2 separate regions of the Homo sapiens genome follow, and region 2 is linked to region 1. A link is a contact called in ENCODE Hi-C or POLR2A ChIA-PET data. All regions are on one chromosome and are shown on one strand. The core of a region is the stretch at or near the end of the contact, and the rest is flanking DNA. Distances in the headings are between cores, read along the strand shown. Region 1 has its middle 220 kb from the start of RBMS3-AS3. Region 2 has its middle 78 kb from the start of RBMS3-AS3.

What was found. A loop is a pair of places that touch in the nucleus more often than their neighbours do. ChIA-PET counts read pairs that join two places held with the same protein, here RNA polymerase II (POLR2A).
Region 2: a map of PC-3 shows a loop between it and region 1 (3-fold over the local background). The contact joins two enhancer-like sites. A Hi-C loop is called at or near these places in 1 of 168 maps with a recorded cell type or tissue (PC-3). POLR2A ChIA-PET finds 5 or more read pairs at or near these places in 2 of 52 experiments (HCT116 and MCF 10A).

What each region holds. Positions count from the first base shown.
Region 1 is chr3:29,063,398-29,067,392 of GRCh38, reverse strand. No RefSeq gene overlaps it. Among named protein-coding and RNA genes, the nearest start is that of RBMS3-AS3, 220 kb to the left of the region's middle. Within about 2 kb of position 1,857, at least 7 of the 41 ENCODE cell types and tissues checked have a DNase peak (open chromatin) inside an H3K27ac peak, as active enhancers do.
Region 2 is chr3:29,200,321-29,204,690 of GRCh38, reverse strand. No RefSeq gene overlaps it. Among named protein-coding and RNA genes, the nearest start is that of RBMS3-AS3, 78 kb to the left of the region's middle. Within about 2 kb of position 2,215, at least 2 of the 41 ENCODE cell types and tissues checked have a DNase peak (open chromatin) inside an H3K27ac peak, as active enhancers do.

The DNA of each region.
Region 1 (3,995 bases), core at 608-3,107:
CTCCGGAGTAGCTGGGATTATAGGCGTGAGCCACTGCACCTGGCCGACTTTTGGTTATTGTTAAAATTAATTTCCAATCTATCACAGACCCAACATACTATCTCACTATGTGAGTTTATATGATCACACCAGTTCGTAGCTAGAGATCATGATGACTAGTTCATAGCTAGTGACTCTATGACTCACCACATGAATTTGACAACACCTCAAGCTGTTTGATGAGACATGCTTAGATGCTGTGACATTACAAAATTGTTATTAAAATTTCTAAAAGCTTATTTTTAATTTCTATACCTATTTTGTTACAGACCAGTAATCAAATGGTTGTAGTCATTCACCAGTTTAGGAAATCATACTTTGAGTAGCACTGCTGAACATAACCAAACTTCCTTGGCTTGTGTTTAAAGTAAACTTTTCATTTGGGTAACCAGAAACTCAGGATTTTCCATAACTGGTTAACATAACTGATATAAACACTGTGTTGAATATTATGGGGTAACAACAACATAAACAGCCTGAATAGTATTAGCAAAACTTTGGAGATGAAATGAGCAATCTGTATGCTGAAGATCATAAATATTTCCCTTAGCCATAATTATGAAGCATTTTACTAATTCCTAATGGGAAAGAATTAATAGTTAAGGTAAAAAACAGCTTGTATATGATGTATAGTTCATTGCATAGAAAACACTCTTAGAGACAGAGTAAACTACACATAGTTCTTACTCCCTAGCCTAGGCCTGGTCTTCTTAGGTATTCTTTTGTGGTCTTAAAAAACAATTGCTATAGAGATACTAAATACATTGTATAGATAATCCTGGACAGTGGACTCTAGATTGACAGTTGTCATCAGAGTTCTGGTACCCAGTTTGAGGAGACAGAGCAAAAACAACTTAGAAAGTTGCCTTAGCATAGTTTATTCCTATTTAAGCTCTCTACACCTTATAATCTTTATTTTTAAATTGGTATGTACATACACACATACATACATACATATATAACATCTATGTATGTATACTAGGGTTTCCCAACCTTCGTATTATTGACATTTCAGGCCAGTAATCCTTTGCTATGGGAGCTATTCTATTGATTGTAGGATATTTAAAAGCTCCCCCAGGACTCTAACCACTGGATACCAGTATCATGGCCCCAGTTGTGACAACCAATATCCACTGAGATATTGCCAAGTGTCCTATGGAAGATTGCTACCATTTGAAAATTACTGTTATATATAATATATATTATATATGTTAATATACTATGAATTTTAATAATTTTATTGATTTCTTGGAAAAACATGCATAAATCCATTAAGATTAGAAAGCAGACACTTTTTTTAAGAAAGCAGAATGGATCAAGATATTTAGTCTCACTTTTTCAATATTTTATATTTTATACAAGTATTTTAAAGGTACATACATCACATCCTGATGTGATGTACATACAACACACAATATTAGGCAAAGGTCTCTGTCAAGCAAATTTCCAAATATCACTAAAAAATAAATGCTAGATATAAAATGTTTATTCAATGTAGATGGGAAGGGAAAAATAATGTCAAGACATGTGGGTTGCATATCTACATTCTAATATATGGAAAGACTAGTCAGAAGACATTTTTAAACTTTCCTCCCAGGACTAGAGGCACTGCACCTTTAAATGGAGCTAGCTGCAGTAACCTGCAGAACTCTCATGGAATGTGGAGTGTTCCGGGATTCTGTCTAGTCAGGCCTCTGGCAGGGCTGTGGCAGCTTTGTTTGTGGGCAGGCAGCCTCCTCACATTTCTGTTACTTTATCCTTAAGGAAGTTGCCATGGAGACTGGCATGGAGATGGCAGTTGGCCAGGCAAAGAGTTTTAAGTTGAAAAAAACAACACATTCACACACACTCAAGCTCTTACTCACACATACTCCCAAAATAAACACATCCTTGTGTGTACATAATCAACTTTAAAAAAATACACTTAGCGTCATTGCCTATTTGGGTAAATGGTTAAACCTTTGTTTCTTTTCTAACTTGACCCAAAAAACACCATCAGAAAAAGAGCAGTTAATGAAGTAGGAAAATAGCACCTATTAAAAGTAATCCATCACAGCTCATGAACACCCAGCTAGTAGGCATCTGATTGCAAAATCTGTTTTCTTGGCAAAGGAGTCATGAGAAGGAAAACTAAAGTGATACAGTAAATGAAGAATTTCTTCATTTGGTGAAAACAAATGTGATTTGGTCAACTTAAATATTATCAAAAGTGGTCCAACATTTTATTTTATTTTCATAAACAAAATGTAAAAATAACACAGAGCTTTGAAGATTTGTTTTTTAATTTTGGGAGGGCAGCAGAATTGAAATCTTCTTTAGCATTCTGAAAAGCCTCAGATTTTATCCAATCTTTGTATATGGAGTACTTTCCACAGCAGCCTTCAAACTCAAGGTATTTGGTCAAAAACAATGATAAAATTCTGAAGTACATCTAGGTTGGTTAGAGAGAAATTCATGAAAGTCATAAATCCTTGAGAATTATCCCAAAACAGCATCAGAGATTTGAATGCTACTAGTGCATAAATTGCTTAGTGTTTACTTAGAAAACAAATCTCCATATGCAGTATGCACTTCATAAAACTAAAGCTTTCAATGTACTTTTATTTCAGCATGGACAATATGCAAGAAAGTATTGCTGTAATTCAGATTATTAGATTATGAACTGTACAAACAAGCATCAAACAGTAAAAGAAAATGGAAGGAAACGTTTTCAAAATGAAATGTTTCTTTCTGTTATGAAAGTAGTGTTGACAATCCAAAGATTTGTGTTTCCATATGTAACCAACTGAATAACACAACACTGACTATTGTGAATTTTATGTTTTTTTCCCCTCTCTCTTCAAAGGACAAACTGCCTTGGAGGTATTGTTGAGTGGGCTTCTGTGTGATAAGCCAACCCAAAACAGTTCACTTAAGGATTAAGTTGAAGCTTTGTTTTCAAGGTTTAGGGAACACTGCACAGCCTCACTTTATAATTACCACATGTATGACAAACCCTAGTGTTTTATAGTCCTTCTGATGACCAGCTGTGCATGGATTTTACATGGTCCTTTTGTCAGTATATAAATACAACCTGCTGAGGTTATGAGGAAACCACACAGTTATTAGTGTTGGTATGCACCATGAAAATGCTATTCAAATCAGCTTGTGGTTGACGTATTAGTTACTACATCAGAACCACTGATCTCTATTTTATTACTTCCCTGATGAATGACATAACACAACAAAAAAGTAGGAGTCTGCCTAGACAGATGTAATTTATCCAAACCGTCTGTTTCTATAACCCACAGAAGCAGATACTAAGTATTTTCCCCACATATATGACCATGGAAAATGATTGCAATAACATGAAATGTTACCACAGTGTTAATGACAATCCACTATACTGAGAGAAAAATCGATTAAAATCAGTTTTATTTTTCTTTTAAGGTGAAAGGCATACATTGCAATAAAGAGGTGTTGGGCTTTTATAGAGCACAGAGTAAAAACGAAGTTTTCACTCTATGACATGACAATTCTAATTGTTTTCTTTCATAAATTTACATGTACATGATTAGCAGCTTAATTTTCACAAAGCAGTCCTCAAAGACATCTTGGAAAACATGTCTTAGAAGTTCAGTTAAAACACCACCACCACTGCCATTACCACTCTCCCTCCTCTCATACCCATCTCTAACCTTTGGGCATTATTTTCAGCAGGAATGGATGTGAAGATGTTCAATAAGGGCTATGGCTTTTAACTTTTCACAATTGAAATGAACATTGTGCCTGAAAGTCTCCACTGACACATTAGACTTTGACATTCCTTCAATTAAAAGATTTACAAGTTAAAAGGATTATGAAGTTAGTTAACTTAAAAGGTATGCTTTCCTTCCCTGACATAAGGCAAAAAAAAAAAAAAAATGGATAGGCATTTTATCACAAATTATTTGGTTTATATAAATAGAAGCATTTTT
Region 2 (4,370 bases), core at 966-3,465, 140 kb before region 1:
TAATTTATACAAGAAAAGAAAAAAAGAAATGGCATTGCAAGAAAAAACAAATAATAGGGTTAAAATAGGACTCCATGCAATCTTTCATCCTTAACTGGTTGAAGATTTCCAGATTTTCTAGATTTTGAAAGAAATATAAACTAATCATGATTTAACTTATTAACCTGTGCTTAAGTTCCAAATCAAACAGCTAAATTTAAGGAAAGTTAGATGCCAGGAAAGTGGAAATAGGAATGATGGTAAGGGCACTTTGAACAAATATAAACTCTGAAAATAATGACTAGATGGTAGTAAAAATGGAATAGGTTACCAAAAGGTGCATTAGATATTCCTTAGTTAAATTTGGAATGAGGTTGCTATACATTTTTGGGGAGGAAAGTACATAAGAGTAGTATTCTTGTATGAATTGACTGAATTGAGGTAACAAGTTCCATTAGATAAGAATTCATACTTGACAATGATAATTGTGACTAGAATTGTTTGTATAAGAGCAAAGCATGTTTATTATAGAGAAATTTTAAAGTGAAAATATTTAAAATGTCTTTGCTAAATATACATTGGCTTTGGAACAGTCTTAGTGGTTTCAAGTTGTCAGAAAGTTTAAGATGACAGAGTACATTCTTTTGCATTGTTTCATGAATGGAAGAGAAAACAGGTTTTCAGTGTTGACTAAAAACTTGGTTAAAACCATGGTTGTATCACGGTCAGAAGCATGAGTTTTGGAGTCAGACAGACTTGGGTAAATCTGACTCTGCTTCATCAGCTGTATGATCTTGCAGAAGTTATTTAAACTCCCTAAACCTCCATTTACTTGTCTGCAAAAGAAGGGGTAATAATATCCAGATTTGTTGAAAAGATTAAATGAGATAAAGCATTCCACAAACTTAGCAAAAATCCCTGTATATGAAATTACAGTAAAGACCTCCAAGAACTGCATAACGTGCTCCCTGCTTCTCCTCTGCTCATCCAACCCAATCCCAACCTCAGTAAGTTTTGCCAGACTTACCTTCTTTCTGTCATCTAAACATACTAAGCCTGTTCAGATTCTGCCCTTTGTCCTGTCTGGAAAGCTTTTCTCTAAGTCTTTGCATGGCCAACTCCTTCCCTTCATTCAAGCCTCAGATGGGATTCCATCGCAACAGACATTTGCCCTCTCATCATGCTAGGTAGAAGAGCTCCTTTCCATCTGCTGTTCTTCCTAAATCCCACCACCCTTTGTTGTTTACTTCCCAGCACTCATCACTACCTGCAATTCTTACTTATATATTTGTTTTCATGTTTATTGTCTATCTCACTATACCAGAATGGTTGCTCCATACAAGTAGGAACCTCATCTGTCTTACCAAATATAATAGCACATTTGGCAGAGATTAGCTTAATACTCACCAAGTTTGTTTCCTCTCTTCCAAGAAATATGGCTATGCCACATTTCCCACTTTCTTTGAAATCAGCATGACCATATAGCTGAGTCCTAGAATACAGAATGTGGAGGCAGTGATGTGTGCCCCTTCAAGGCCAGATTCACAAAGACCTCTTAATTGCAATTCTCTATTCTCTCATCCATTCTTTGCTAATTGAAATGAAGAGGTTCCTGGGGATTGCCCCGAGGCCCAAGGGGGTTGCAAGTTTGGGATATATAATGAAACTAGTACCCTAATTCCTGAGTGGAAAACTTCTGACCCCCAAATGGACTTCACATGAATAATAAATAGATTTCTATTTTTGTTTAGCCTCTGAGATTTTTTAATTTATAACAGCAATCGGCCATGTGAATAGCAGAACAAATACACTATAGGACCTAGAAAACTGCCTGGCACATAGTAGGTCCTCAATAAATGTGCAACAGATATTAGTTAAATAAGCAAAATAATTAAATTAATGGTATTATGTGTCATATTATATCAAATATTTAGCCCTAAACTATATTCTTTCAAAGTGGGTCAAAGACGACAATATCAGTGTGCAGTGAGAAATTCCATTCAGATGACTCTTAGAGACCTCCAAGATATATATATAATACTTAAGATTCAGAAAACTACACATCCTGGGTTTAGAAATGTAGTGACTATTAACATAAAAATGAAAATCAAAGAGATTTTGGTGTATAGTGTTACTCATTTCCCACATGGACATTTCCTGTTTGGGATCATAAAGGGAATATGAAGGACTCGTAAAAACCTAAATGAATTGTGCCATAAATGTTAACGACCACTGATAGCAATGTTGAACATCATACCAAAGCAATGCTGCTACAGGGTAAATTTCTGCTGTGGTACCTGAGAGTGAATGCAAAGCCAACATCGGGTCCAAATGTGTATCTGTTAAATATGCACTACCTCTTCCCTCACAAAATGAGGCTACATCTTTATTCAAGTCCATCAATAAAAATATTTGCCAACATAAGTTTCATTTGTTTAAACAAGACAGACCTCCCACCCTGAAGAGTCAGATTCACTAAATATTCCTATGTGTTTTAATTATTAAATCCCAAAGTGACAAGTACCCTTTCAGTGTGATCTAGATGACCACAAGAAGTCCATGACACTTATCCTTAGGTTTCAATAACATACACATCTTGGGAAAATTAAGAAATTTACACTCTCAATTTAGGAAGCTGTGGAAGGTTAGGAGCATCAGGTCTATAGTATAATATATGCAAACTATCAATCAAGGAGAACAGTTGGCTAAATTAAATATGTGTATATATTTTCACACAGGTGGTTTGGCATAGATTTGTTGAGTCATGTACCATGTCTATTTTCATTCTTTTCAGCAAACTCTTTTAAGAACTTTTATTACTTGTGGGGCCATATGAACTCAACAAACTGAGAATTGAAGTAATTGCTATCATCGGAGTGTTCCCTCTGCCAGATTAGGTTGAGGCATTGAGGCTACTCAGAACTGGAGAATTGGCTCAGCAAACCCTGCACTGAATTGCTGCCAAATGCATTGGCATTTGAACCCCTTGGATGTGATCATTAAGCTTTAGAGTGGTAATCCTTTTTTATGTGCCACTGTAGAAATGAAAAAAAAAAAAAAAGCACTGAGGTTTTAATTTTTAAAAAGTATTTTACAAATATGAGAAATTATAAAGCATATATGTAAATACTTGTGTTGATATCATCCAGCTTCAGAAACAGAACATTACCAGGAAAGTTAAGATACCTTTATACTTTCCTTAGTGTTTCCTCTTAATTTGAATTTTATAATTTTCCTGGATTTTATTTATGCCTTTGTTACATTTGGTCATAACACTTACAAATATTTTCACTAAAAGCTTGCTCTCTGGAACAGCGATTAGAATCTTGAATATATGACACCTGTTTAAGTACTTTTGCAGCAATAAATAGATAAGCATTTTGTTGTGCTTCATTTTGTTTAATTTGACATCTGTTGATTTAACGATTTGTTAGAAGGATGTAATGGATCAGATGAGATAACACTGGTGAAAGTGTTTTGAATATTTGCTATTTTATTTTATTTTAAAACACCCAACTAAAGGTTTCAGGCAGCAAACCCAAATTTGTTTGTTTTTAGCATGGTTAGGTTTGTGATTTTGTAGATGAAGTACAAATAGCCACAAAAATGCCATTTTGCAGGTGATACAAATTTAATTCTATTGCTCTTATGATGAAAATACAACTGCAGTGAAATGGCAAGCATCTCTTCAGTTACACTGCTTTACATTATCACTCTACGTTTATTCATGGAAGGAACTCAAATGTTAAAAAGTTATAAATAGCTGAGAAACATTCAAAAATGAGGTTGGCTAATGCAGTGAGAAAAGAAATACAAATTAGAACAAAAGAATACTATTTCCCCTAAAACTGACAAAAGTCTACTTAAGCGACAGTATCTAATGTGAGCTAGAGTGTGATGAAGCATACCCTTGTCAACTTTGGTGATAAGGCAATTTAGCATTTCCAAAAAAATTTTAAGTGAAAATACCATTAGTCATAGCAATTCTACTTCTCTAATACAATTATAAGGAAGCCATATCACAAACATATGGAGATATATACATACTGACATGTACATATACACATACACATATATACACTATGTTACATACACCTGCATTCATTATATCATTATGAAATTAAAGAACAACTGGAAAACACCTTTTGGTTCCTAATAAGGGAAGATTTAAATACTTTACTGTAAAGCTATATTATTATACTTTATGCAAAAATCAAAAGGAAGATATATTCTATATTTCTAGCAAGAAAAGAAGGTTCACATATGTTGTTGATTGAAGAAAAGGAAGTTCCAGACTAATAAAGGTGACGGGCTTCCCTCTTTGATAAGTCCTATGTGTCCTATCTATCTCGACAGAATTCTATCAGGAATAACACTGTACTTGTTCCACA